Regions from separate parts of the Homo sapiens genome. Here all the other regions are linked to region 2. A link is a contact called in ENCODE Hi-C or POLR2A ChIA-PET data. All regions are on one chromosome and are shown on one strand. The core of a region is the stretch at or near the end of the contact, and the rest is flanking DNA. Distances in the headings are between cores, read along the strand shown.

Region 1 (3,477 bases), core at 691-3,190, 380 kb after region 2:
AAGGATCACTCTAGAGAGTGCAATGTGGAAGACAGGCTTAGGGGACAGGTATGGGGGCTGAAGACAGAAGTTGGACAACACTTAGGAGGTTACTGCAATAATCCAGGTAGGAGGTGGTGACTTGGACCAGGATGATGGCAGAGGAAACAGTGACATGTGTTCAGATCTTGGATCTATTTTGAAGGTAGACTGATAGAATTTGCTAATGGATGGGGTGAGATTTTGTGTGTGTGTGTGTGTGTGTGTGTGTGTGTGTGTGTGTGTGTGTATGAGCAAGAGAACAGGCCAGGCATGGTGGCTCACGCTTGTAATCCCAGCACTTTGGGAGGCCAAGGTGGGTGGATCAACTGGGGTCAGGAGTTTGACATGGTGAAACCCCATCTCTACTAAAAATACAAAAATTAGCGGGGTGTGGTGGTGCACATCTGTAATCCCAGCTACTCGGGAGACTGAGGCAGGAGAATCACTTGAACCTGTGAGGCAGAGGTTGCAGCGAGCCAAGATTGCACCATTGCACTCCAGCCTGGTCAACAGAGCAAGACTCCGTCTCAAAAAAAAAAAAAAAAGAGAGAGAGAGAGAACATGGGGCCCACCTCGCCCCACGTGAACCAGATTCTCTGCAGATGGTTCATGGTATTTCTTTTCTTTTTTTTCCCTTCAAGTTATTGGTGGAGAAAGTTCATGGTATTTCCTAAACACTCCCCAGGAGACACTAATGTGCAGCCAGGGTTAAGAACCACTGCTCTAGATGGTGAGGTTATAGGAAACTTTTATTCCTTTTTTTTGTTTGAGGCAGAGTCTCGCTCTGTCGCCCAGGCTAGAGTACAATGGCGCAATCTCAGCTCACCGCAACCTCTGCCTCCCAGGTTCAAGCAATTCTCCTGCCTCAGCCTCCCAAGTAGCTGGGATTACAGGCGTGAGCCACCACATCTGGCTAATTTTGTATTTTTAGTAGAGACAGGGTTTCTCCATTTTGGTCAGGCTGGTCTCGAACTCCCGACCTCAGGTGATCCGCCCGCCTTGGCCTCCCAAAGTGCTAGGATTAAAGGCGTAAGCCACTGCACCTGGCCTGGAAACTTTTATTCTTATCTTTATTTATTTATGTTTTAATATTCTTATCTTTATTTTCCACATTTTCTACAATAAAAGTTTTAATAAGAGGAGAAAGGGGGCCGGGTGCAGTGGCTCATGCCTGTAATCCCAGCAGTTTGGGAGGCCGAGGTGGGTGGATCACGAGGTCAGGAGATGGAAACCATCCTGGCTAACATGGTGAAACCCCGTCTCTACTAAAAATACAAAAAAAATTAGCCAGGCGTGGTGGCGGGCACCTGTAGTCCCAGCTACTTGCGAGACTGAGGCAGGAGAATGGTGTGAACCCGGGAGGCAGAGCTTGCAGTGAGCCGAGATCGGGCCACTGCACTCCAGCCTGGGTGACAGTGCAAGACTCCATCTCAAAAAAAAAAAAAGAGGAGAAAGGGTATTTTAAACAAAACATCTCCCCTCCCCCATCCTGAACTATGAAATGTAAGATAATAACAATACAACTTTCTTTTAATGATCATATCTCCACTTGCCAAATACCATCCCATGACCAGCATAAATGTCACCTTCTCTCTGGAGCCCCTTGCACTTCCCCAACCACCAGTGACAGCTCATTTTTGTCCTCTCCTGTGGCCCACATGGCCCCTCTTTTTGGAACTTAGTTCTCTCTTTTTCTTTTCTTTTCTTTTTTTTTTTTTTGAGGCGGTGTCTCGCTCTGTTGCCTTGCCTGGGCTGGAGTGTAGTGGTGTGATCTCAGCTCACTACAACCTCTGCCTCCTGGGTTCAAGCAATTCTCATGCCTCAGCCTCCCAAGTAGCTGGGATTACAGGCACACACCAGCACGCTCGGCTAATTTTTGTATTTTTAAAAGTAGAGACAGGGATTTGCCATGTTGGCCAGGCTGCTCTTGAATTCCTGACCTCAAGTGATCTGCCCCCCTCGGCCTCCCAAAGTGCTGGGATTAGGCGTGAGCCACTGCACCTGGCTAGAGCTTAGTTCTCTAGTGTTGGTAGTTGGAGCCTGCTTTTTTGGAGGAGGTCTTTCCTATAAACCCACTCTGGAAACAGTGTCAAAGCAGGAAGTGAGAGGTTATGTTTGAGGTCCACAGTCCGGCTGGAAGAAGTGGTAGACAGAGGACCTTAGATTGTCAGGCCATTGGGCCACAGAATCAGGGCCTGGATCTGGGACAGTCCTTGGTCTCCCCTGAGGCTCTAGGCTCCTGGTTCACCTGTTCTGAATCCCTGTCTCTTGGGAGGCAGGGAGTGAGCTATTTGTGTAAGACTAAGGCCTTAGAATATGTCCCACGTTCTCTGGCATCAGACACCCCACTCAGGGGCCAAACAGAAAGCTGTGAAGGGTGGTGAGAAAAGTCTCTTCTTACACCTCCTCTCCACCACTATTTAGTACCTTGCTTTTTTAGCTTTCATGTTATATTATGACTGGTTTCCCATGTCATTAAATATTCTTCAGAAATTTAACTTTGATGATAACATATTATTCCCATTACCCATAACTTCATCATCCTCCAACTGTTCAAAAGTTAGATTATTTCTAGCTTTTACTATTACAGTATATTTAACATCACCTGGTAATTGATCTAAAAGGAATAATTAGGAATCAGTCCCCAAATTTGGAGATGGCAACCAAGAAGTCTTTTTCATTTTCCACAGTTTTCCCACATTTTTGTTTTTTTTTTCAAGAGATGCTCTGCAACTCAGGCTGCAGTGCAGTGGGATGATCATAATTCACTGTAACCTCAAATTCCTGGGCTCAGGCTCCCAAATAGCTAGGATTAATGGCGCATGCCACCATGCCAGGCTAATTTTATTTTTGTAGAGACGGGAGTCTTGCTATGTTGCCCAGGCTGGTTTTGAACTCCTGGGCTCAAGTGATCCTCTCGCCTCGACCTCCCTAAGTGCTAAGTGTTGGGTTTATAGAGATGAGCCACCATGCCTTCTTTTCTTTTTTTTTTTTAATTCTGTTTTGCAAAGAATATCCCTCTTGCCAGCATCTGAATAATATCTATCTTTACTATTATTTATGTGTGTAAATAGCTTTACAGTTCACAAAGCATTTTCTTATATAATGTCTCATCTAATCAACACAGCAACACTATGAAATAAGTTACTATTTCCATTTTACATTTGGGGAAATTAAGCTCAGAAAGGCCATGTGACATGTTCAAGATAACACATTTAGTGTCAGAGCTGGGACGTGGACCCGGGTCTTGGGACTCCCGAAACCATATCCTTTACCGTGGGCAAAGTGCTATGCTGAGGTCTTACCACACACATAGATGGCACTGGAAGAAGGGCAAGTATGGAACAGCACCCCAGGCAGAGTGGGCGATGCCACTGGTAAGATACAGAGAAAGTACTACACACAGTGGCGTTGCAAGGACAGAGCAGTTCCTCCCACAAAGGGCATGCAGTAGGC
Region 2 (3,364 bases), core at 295-2,794:
GACTACAGGCGTGGCTATGCACCCGGCTAATTATTTATTTATTTTTTGTTTTCTTTTCTTTTTTTCTTTCTTTTTCTTTTCTTTCTTCCTCTTTTTTTTTTTTTTTTTTTTTAGACAATGTCTCACTCTGTCGCCCAGGCTGGCGTGCAGTGGCGCAATCTCAGCTTACTGAGCCTCTGCCTCCCGGGCTTGGGTGTTTATCCCACCTCATCCGACTGAATAGCTGGGACTACAGGCGCATGCCACCACACCCGGCTATATATATGTTTTTTTTTTTTTTTTTTTTGAGATGGGATTTCACCACATTGGCCAGGCTTATCTCGAACTCCTGGGCTAAAGTGATCCACTTGCCCTGGCCTCCCAAAGTGCTGGGATTACAGGCATGAGCCACTGTGCCCAGCCTTAATTTTTTAAGTTATCATATGCAGATAAAAGAGGCAGAACCAGTTTTAGTATCCAAATCAGTCTGATCCTAAAACCCGTGCTCTAAACCATATTAAACCACCTTTTAAAATTACATCTTAATGAAATAATTTAATGTTACCTCTCCAGCTTTAAGGGTGCCATTAACCACTTAGATTTTGATGTGTCGGATGGAAAACACTCCCCAAACGGGCTATTCTCTGTTTTTTAAAAAAACTGAATTTGCCTATAGACTCAACGGATTCATTCTGCAAGCATTCACTACGTGGCGAAATCGGTGCTGGGCATGGGTGCAAAGACGACCTAGCCCTAGTTGGTGTCTTCAAGAGGCTGCGTCCAGCAGGGGAAGCAGATATGAAAACACAGAACTATTACAAGGGATGAGCGCCGCGCCAAGCCGAACCTGGGAGCTACGGACAGTGTCTAAACTTTAGTCACTCACAGGAGTACAAAGATCCGGGGCTGCTCCTAACTCCTACTCCAAAGCTTTCCTGGCCTGCTGGGCGCACAGGGAAGAGGGAAGTGCTGGAAACTTTTGGGAATGTGTGTTTTCATGTGAAAGAGGGGAATGAAATGTATCCTTCAGATTTCACTTTCTACTTTTCCGGCCACGGGCTCGGCACGACCTGCCGTTGGGAGACGAACGGTTTCCCGAGGTGGGGGGAAGCGCGGATTTGCCGCGGGACTCCGGCTTGGCGCGGAGCTGGGCGCGGCAGGCGCAGGGAGGAACTGGCGAGGTGGCCCGGGCTCGGCCCTCCGAGGGTGTGGAGCGCCCGGGAAACGGGACCCCAAGAATCCAACTGCTCCCACCCTGCGCGGCCAGGAGCGGGGCTGGCGATACTGGGGACACTGTCCAATCCGGGCAGGGGGCGAGGCCGGGGGACCGGGCGGGCCTGGGGAGCAGGCACGTGTGGAGGGCGGACCCGCCGGGGGTCGAGGCCTGCCTCTCCGAGAGCTCCTGGCGCGGCCGTCCCGGCCCGGGGCCCCAGGTGCGCTTCCCCTAGAGAGGGATTTTCCGGTCTCGTGGGCAGAGGAACAACCAGGAACTTGGGCTCAGTCTCCACCCCACAGTGGGGCGGATCCGTCCCGGATAAGACCCGCTGTCTGGCCCTGAGTAGGGTGTGACCTCCGCAGCCGCAGAGGAGGAGCGCAGCCCGGCCTCGGTACGAGGGGTAAAGGGGCTCCGGGCCGGGGGTCCTGGGCTCAGGGAACGGGGAGCGTGGCCCGGGAGCGTCTCGCGGGGATGCCCGGCTCCGCGCTGCACCCCAGAGTGGGTGCTCGCCGCCGGCTTGCGGGCAAGCCCGGGCGGCCACAGGGTGGAGGGGGCCAGCGGGCCCTGGACTCGCTCCGGGTGGGCGAGAGGGAGGCGAGCGCGGTGCTTAACCGCTGGCACCATCCAGGACATCCAGGGCCGCTTACACGGCTCAGGACGCGGGTCAGAGACCACGGCAGTTATTTATTCAGTCCATGTGCTAGGCTTTGCATCAAAAAGAAAGGACCGAGATAATCTTGCCTGTAGCTAACTCCTCCTAACACCTCTTACAGTTTACTTTTTAATTCTTTACTCCATTTAAGAAACTTACTCCTTTCTCCTAGATCCTTACCACTTTCTTACCTTCTCGTGTGTCTAATGCCCTCGGCACAGTGCCCGGCACATCGGAGTCTGATTATTATAGGGTCCATGACTTGAGTTGGCTGGTGGCGCAGTCTCAGCATTTTGTCATGACTTTGACCAGCTGGAGACTTTGGTGCCAAGGAGGAAGGCTTCTCAACCATTTACCGGCAGAAGTGACCCCCGGGGCAATGCAAGTCTTCTGAGCTGACAGAGCAGAGTGGGTCCTGCATAACTCGTGCTTTACATGGAACTGGGCATCTGCTCTCTCCTGCTGACAGTGGGAAGGATAGATAAGGTGTCCCTCTCCAAGTTATCCATTCTCCTGCCCACCAGTCCATGACACCCCACCACCCCCTTCCACTCCCTACTGTTTGCCCTTTAATTTTTTGTTTTGTTTTGTTTTGAGACGAGGTCTCACTCCTGTAGCCCAGGCTGGAGTGCAGTGGCTGGATACAGTTCACTCTGCCTCCCAGGCTCAGGTGTTTCACCCACCTCAACCTCCTGAGTAGCTGAGACTACAGGTGCATGCCACCACGTGCCTATAGTCTCAGCTATTCAGGAGGTAACTGGTAACTCTATTGATAACCAAACCCTAGATTTTTTTTTTTGAGATGGAGTCTTGCTCTGTTGCCCAGGCTGGAGCGCAGTGATATGATCTCTGCTCACTGCAACCTCCGCCTTCTGGGTTCAAGAGATTCTCCTGCCTCAGCCTCCCGAGTAGCTGGGACTACAGGCGTGTGCCAACACGCCTGGCTAATTTTTGTATTTTTAGTAGAGATGGGGTTTTAACATGTTGGTCAGGCTGGTCTTGAACTCCTGACCTCAGGTGATCCACCTGCCTTAGCCTCCCAAAGTGCTGGGATTACAGGCATGAGCCACCGTGCCCAGCGGCCAAACCCTAGGTTTTTAGTTGCCAGGGAATTCTCAGACACAGGTGGAAGAGCAAGTAGGAGAGGAAGTGGACAGGGATAAGAAAACGGATAACCCCATGACCCAAGAGCTGCTGACTCTCCAGAGCCCTATCAGGCCAAGGCCATCCTCATTCAGCTCATGTCAGATTTCTGTTGATTGAAGATAGAGACACAAGTACACCCCTGCCCCCACCCACACATAGACAGGCACAGACACACAACTACTGGATCAAGGGCTTCTGTGAATTTCCCTCCTAGATGTTCTTGCATTTGGTTAGGGATAATGTTTCTCTGCAAGCAATTTAGAGAGTAACCCGCACAGTCAAGCCATGTACCACTCCAGGCCTTGGTGTTTAAAGGGTGAGCCTCCTGGTCATCCCCAGGCTCATGTCCAGTGGCATGTTTCTTTGTTTAT
Region 3 (2,993 bases), core at 90-2,589, 510 kb after region 2:
AGACAAGAAATAGCAACTTAAAAGTGGAAAAATTTTGGAGGTAAAAAAACAATTACATCGTACTTCAGAGCAACTTTATTAGAGAGCTGCAAAGAGAAACCTAAAATTGCATTTTTAATGCATGGAGCTCTCAAACTGCCAGTATTCCAAGAATATAAACAAAAAGCTATGTCATCCAAGAAAAACAAAAAGCTATGTCAAGAACTCATTGAGCTTTTCTTCTTCCGAGAAATGCCAACAAAGGCAGGATCAACTCATCCGATAATACCTCGAAAAACAAAGAACGCAGTTGGGGAAGCCACACGACAAAGAAAATATCCACGCTCCGGTAATTTAACGCTATCTCTAAAAATTCTCTGTAAATATGTTAGGGCATTTACAGCCCGCTCGTTCAACACCATGTCAATCACAACAGTAGTAAACGACTATAAAAATAATATTAAATCCATTTCCCCTCAATTGATATATTCCTTCTGGGTGAGATTTCCAAATCCTTGGGGTGTCTGGTTAGGCTTTTTGGTCGGTGGGTGCTACAGAAGGAAAGCCAGAGGTTAAAGAAAAATGCTTGGCTTTTTTCCAATTGGCAACTGCAAGAATAAAGTTTACTGCACTGAAAATGAGTACAAGCACCCTCGAGGAGGAAAAAAAATCTTATCACCGAGAAGAAAATGAAAGGAAGAATTTCAGTAGGAAATCAAAAGTAAAATTAAAGGGAGACGGCTGTAAAGATAAGAAGAGGTTAATCAAAAAGGGGGAGAAGCGGGAAAAGGAAAGAAAGCATAGGACAAAAGGAAGGTTCGACGAGTTCTAAAAAGAGGTCTGAATTAAAGTCTTTTCTCCAGGTCTAAGACCACAGAGGGCCCGTGGCGAGAGCAAAGGTCATGCAATGGTGTTGCTAAAGTGAAGGGATTAATTGAGAGGGTTGAGCCCCGTCTCCCTTCACCTCGTCCTCACAGATTGGGTCTTGGTTGTAAGCATCCAGGTGCATGCTAAGGAAACAAAAACCACGATATCGCGGTGTCCACGGAGAACAATAGGCTGGGAGCGGCGCAGGGCCGAGGCCTTCCCTCCGGGACGACCACCATCCCGCCTCCCTCATCGCTGCCCCAGACTCACAGAGTCTTGGGCATCTCGTCCTCCATGGCTGCTGCTGTCGCGGCGGCGCCTCCAGGTCCAGCTCCCTGCCCTTCACTACCTCCCAAATCGTTTAAGCGGTTATGGCTACAGGATAGTGGGGTTTCTCGGCTGACCAGAGGTTACTCCGCCTCCTCCTCCGGCGGCAATTACACTAAACCGCCCGGCCCAGCGGGAACAATGAAACCCCAATACAAGATGGCGGCGAGCCGGGAGCCTAGGAGCAGCCAGCAAAGTTACCCGGGCCGCGCAGGCGCAGAATAATCTTGCACTCTCAACCTCCGGGCCGCCCGGCTACACCTTAATCCATAGGTTCACTTGTTGCGCAGCCGCTCTTCCACCCGACGCGAGGGACGCCTCAGACTGCGCAGGCGCAAGTATTAACTACTTCACGATTTGCGTGAACTTTTTTGTCTTCTGGCTGCGGATTCGAGTGTTTCGACCGCGAATTATGAGGGAGTGGAAACCTTCAGGGACAGTAAAAAGCCTAAATCTTTCCTCTTTTGGAAAGATATATAAAGACTCTTCAAGCTATCTGGTTTTTAGCGAGCGAGAAGCAAAACGCCTATGCGCCGCCCGGGAATCGAACCCGGGTCGCAAGAATGGGAATCTTGCATGATACCACTACACCAGCGGCGCTGTTGACATGCCCAGCCGCCACAGTATTTTAGGAGGAAATAGAAGCAGACGTTCTCTCATGTGAAAAGAATTGTCATGTATTATTTATTCATTTAAAAGTAAAAGTTTATTGACAGTCTGTAATCTTCTGTTTTCCAATAACATAAATAATTTATCTTTTCTCATCCCAAACATAGGAATGGATGTTTCAACTTTCTCTGTACAGAAAAAAAATTTCAATTTAAAATGTTTACTTAAGAAATAAGAAAAAAGAAAAAAAGTTTTACTTAAAAAAGTAAGGATTTTATTAAGAATTTGCGTCGTTGGTGCTAGCCAGATTTTTCAGCGCGGGGAGGATATTTCCAGATGCCAGATTTTTATTTATATTTGCATTTCTTCCGTGTATTGATTGCACATTGAAAAGCATTTAAGAAATAGCTGTTTAGGCCGGGGGCAGTGGCTCACGCCTGTTATTCCAGCACTTTGGATGGCTGAGGCGGGCGGATCACCTGAGATCAGGAGTTCGAGACCAGCCTGACCAACATGGCGAAACCCTGTCTCTACTAAAAATACAAAAATTAGCTGGATGTGGTGGTGGGGGCCCGTAATCCCAACTACTCAGGAGGCTGAGGCAGGAGAATCCTTGAATCTGGGAGGTGGAGATTGCAGTGAGCCGAGATCTTGCCATTGCACTCCAGCCTGGGCAACAGAACGAGGATCCGTCTCAAAAAACAAACAAAGAAACAAACAAAAAACCCCAGCTATTTAATGCAAATTGGTCACAAGAATCTTAAAAGTAAACAAGTCAAAAGATACATAAACTTCAGTCCAACTTTAGGAGGCAGAGAAATTAGAGCTCTGAAATGTGATTCAGTATACTCTGTATGCATTTCACATTGCTTATTATATATATATGTCACTAAAGTAATCCTATGTCTAGGAATCTATCCTACAGAAATAAAACAATTAATTTATAAAGATTTATGTGCCAAGATACAACTGCAGCATTGTTTACAGTAGAAAAAAATGGAGTAACCTGAATATCCATCAATGCCACTTATGGTAATTTATTCAATTTACACCAAATACATGTGGAACTTTTTCTTTTTCTTTCTTTCTTTTTTTTTTTTGAGACAGTCTCGCTCTATCTCCCAGGCTGGAGTGCAGTGACACAATCTTGGCTCACTGCAACCTCTGCCTCCCAGGTTCAAGCGATTCTCCTGCCTCAGCCTCCCTAGTAG

The links. Hi-C counts contacts between places; a loop is a spot of excess contacts on that map. ChIA-PET counts read pairs that join two places held with the same protein, here RNA polymerase II (POLR2A). Pooled maps may share reads with other maps.
Region 1: a loop to region 2 is called in a pooled map, with 2.6 times the contacts of the local background. The contact joins the enhancer-like site here to the promoter of ANXA4 in region 2. A Hi-C loop is called at or near these places in 1 of 50 pooled maps. POLR2A ChIA-PET finds 5 or more read pairs at or near these places in 3 of 52 experiments (GM12878, OCI-LY7 and WTC11).
Region 3: a loop to region 2 is called in a map of naive thymus-derived CD4-positive, alpha-beta T cell, with 2.5 times the contacts of the local background. The contact joins the promoter of TIA1 here to the promoter of ANXA4 in region 2. A Hi-C loop is called at or near these places in 2 of 168 maps with a recorded cell type or tissue (gastrocnemius medialis and naive thymus-derived CD4-positive, alpha-beta T cell), 4 of 37 single-sample maps with no recorded cell type and 8 of 50 pooled maps.

What each region holds. Positions count from the first base shown.
Region 1 is chr2:70,119,816-70,123,292 of GRCh38, forward strand. No RefSeq gene overlaps it. Among named protein-coding and RNA genes, the nearest start is that of LINC01816, 3.8 kb to the right of the region's middle. RefSeq lists enhancers at 1,269-1,368, 3,184-3,477. Within about 2 kb of position 1,941, at least 5 of the 41 ENCODE cell types and tissues checked have a DNase peak (open chromatin) inside an H3K27ac peak, as active enhancers do; they include OCI-LY7, where a contact is called at or near this core.
Region 2 is chr2:69,740,590-69,743,953 of GRCh38, forward strand. It overlaps ANXA4 (annexin A4), which reads left to right and starts at 1,545. Exons shown (of 13, transcript NM_001153.5): 1 at 1,545-1,586. RefSeq lists silencers at 1,184-1,363, 1,574-1,813.
Region 3 is chr2:70,247,289-70,250,281 of GRCh38, forward strand. TIA1 (TIA1 cytotoxic granule associated RNA binding protein) reads right to left here and starts at 1,340. Exons shown (of 13, transcript NM_022173.4): 1 at 1,117-1,340. The coding sequence starts at 1,142. TRG-CCC2-1 (tRNA-Gly (anticodon CCC) 2-1) reads right to left here and starts at 1,773; the gene lies at 1,703-1,773. RefSeq lists enhancers at 106-921, 922-1,736.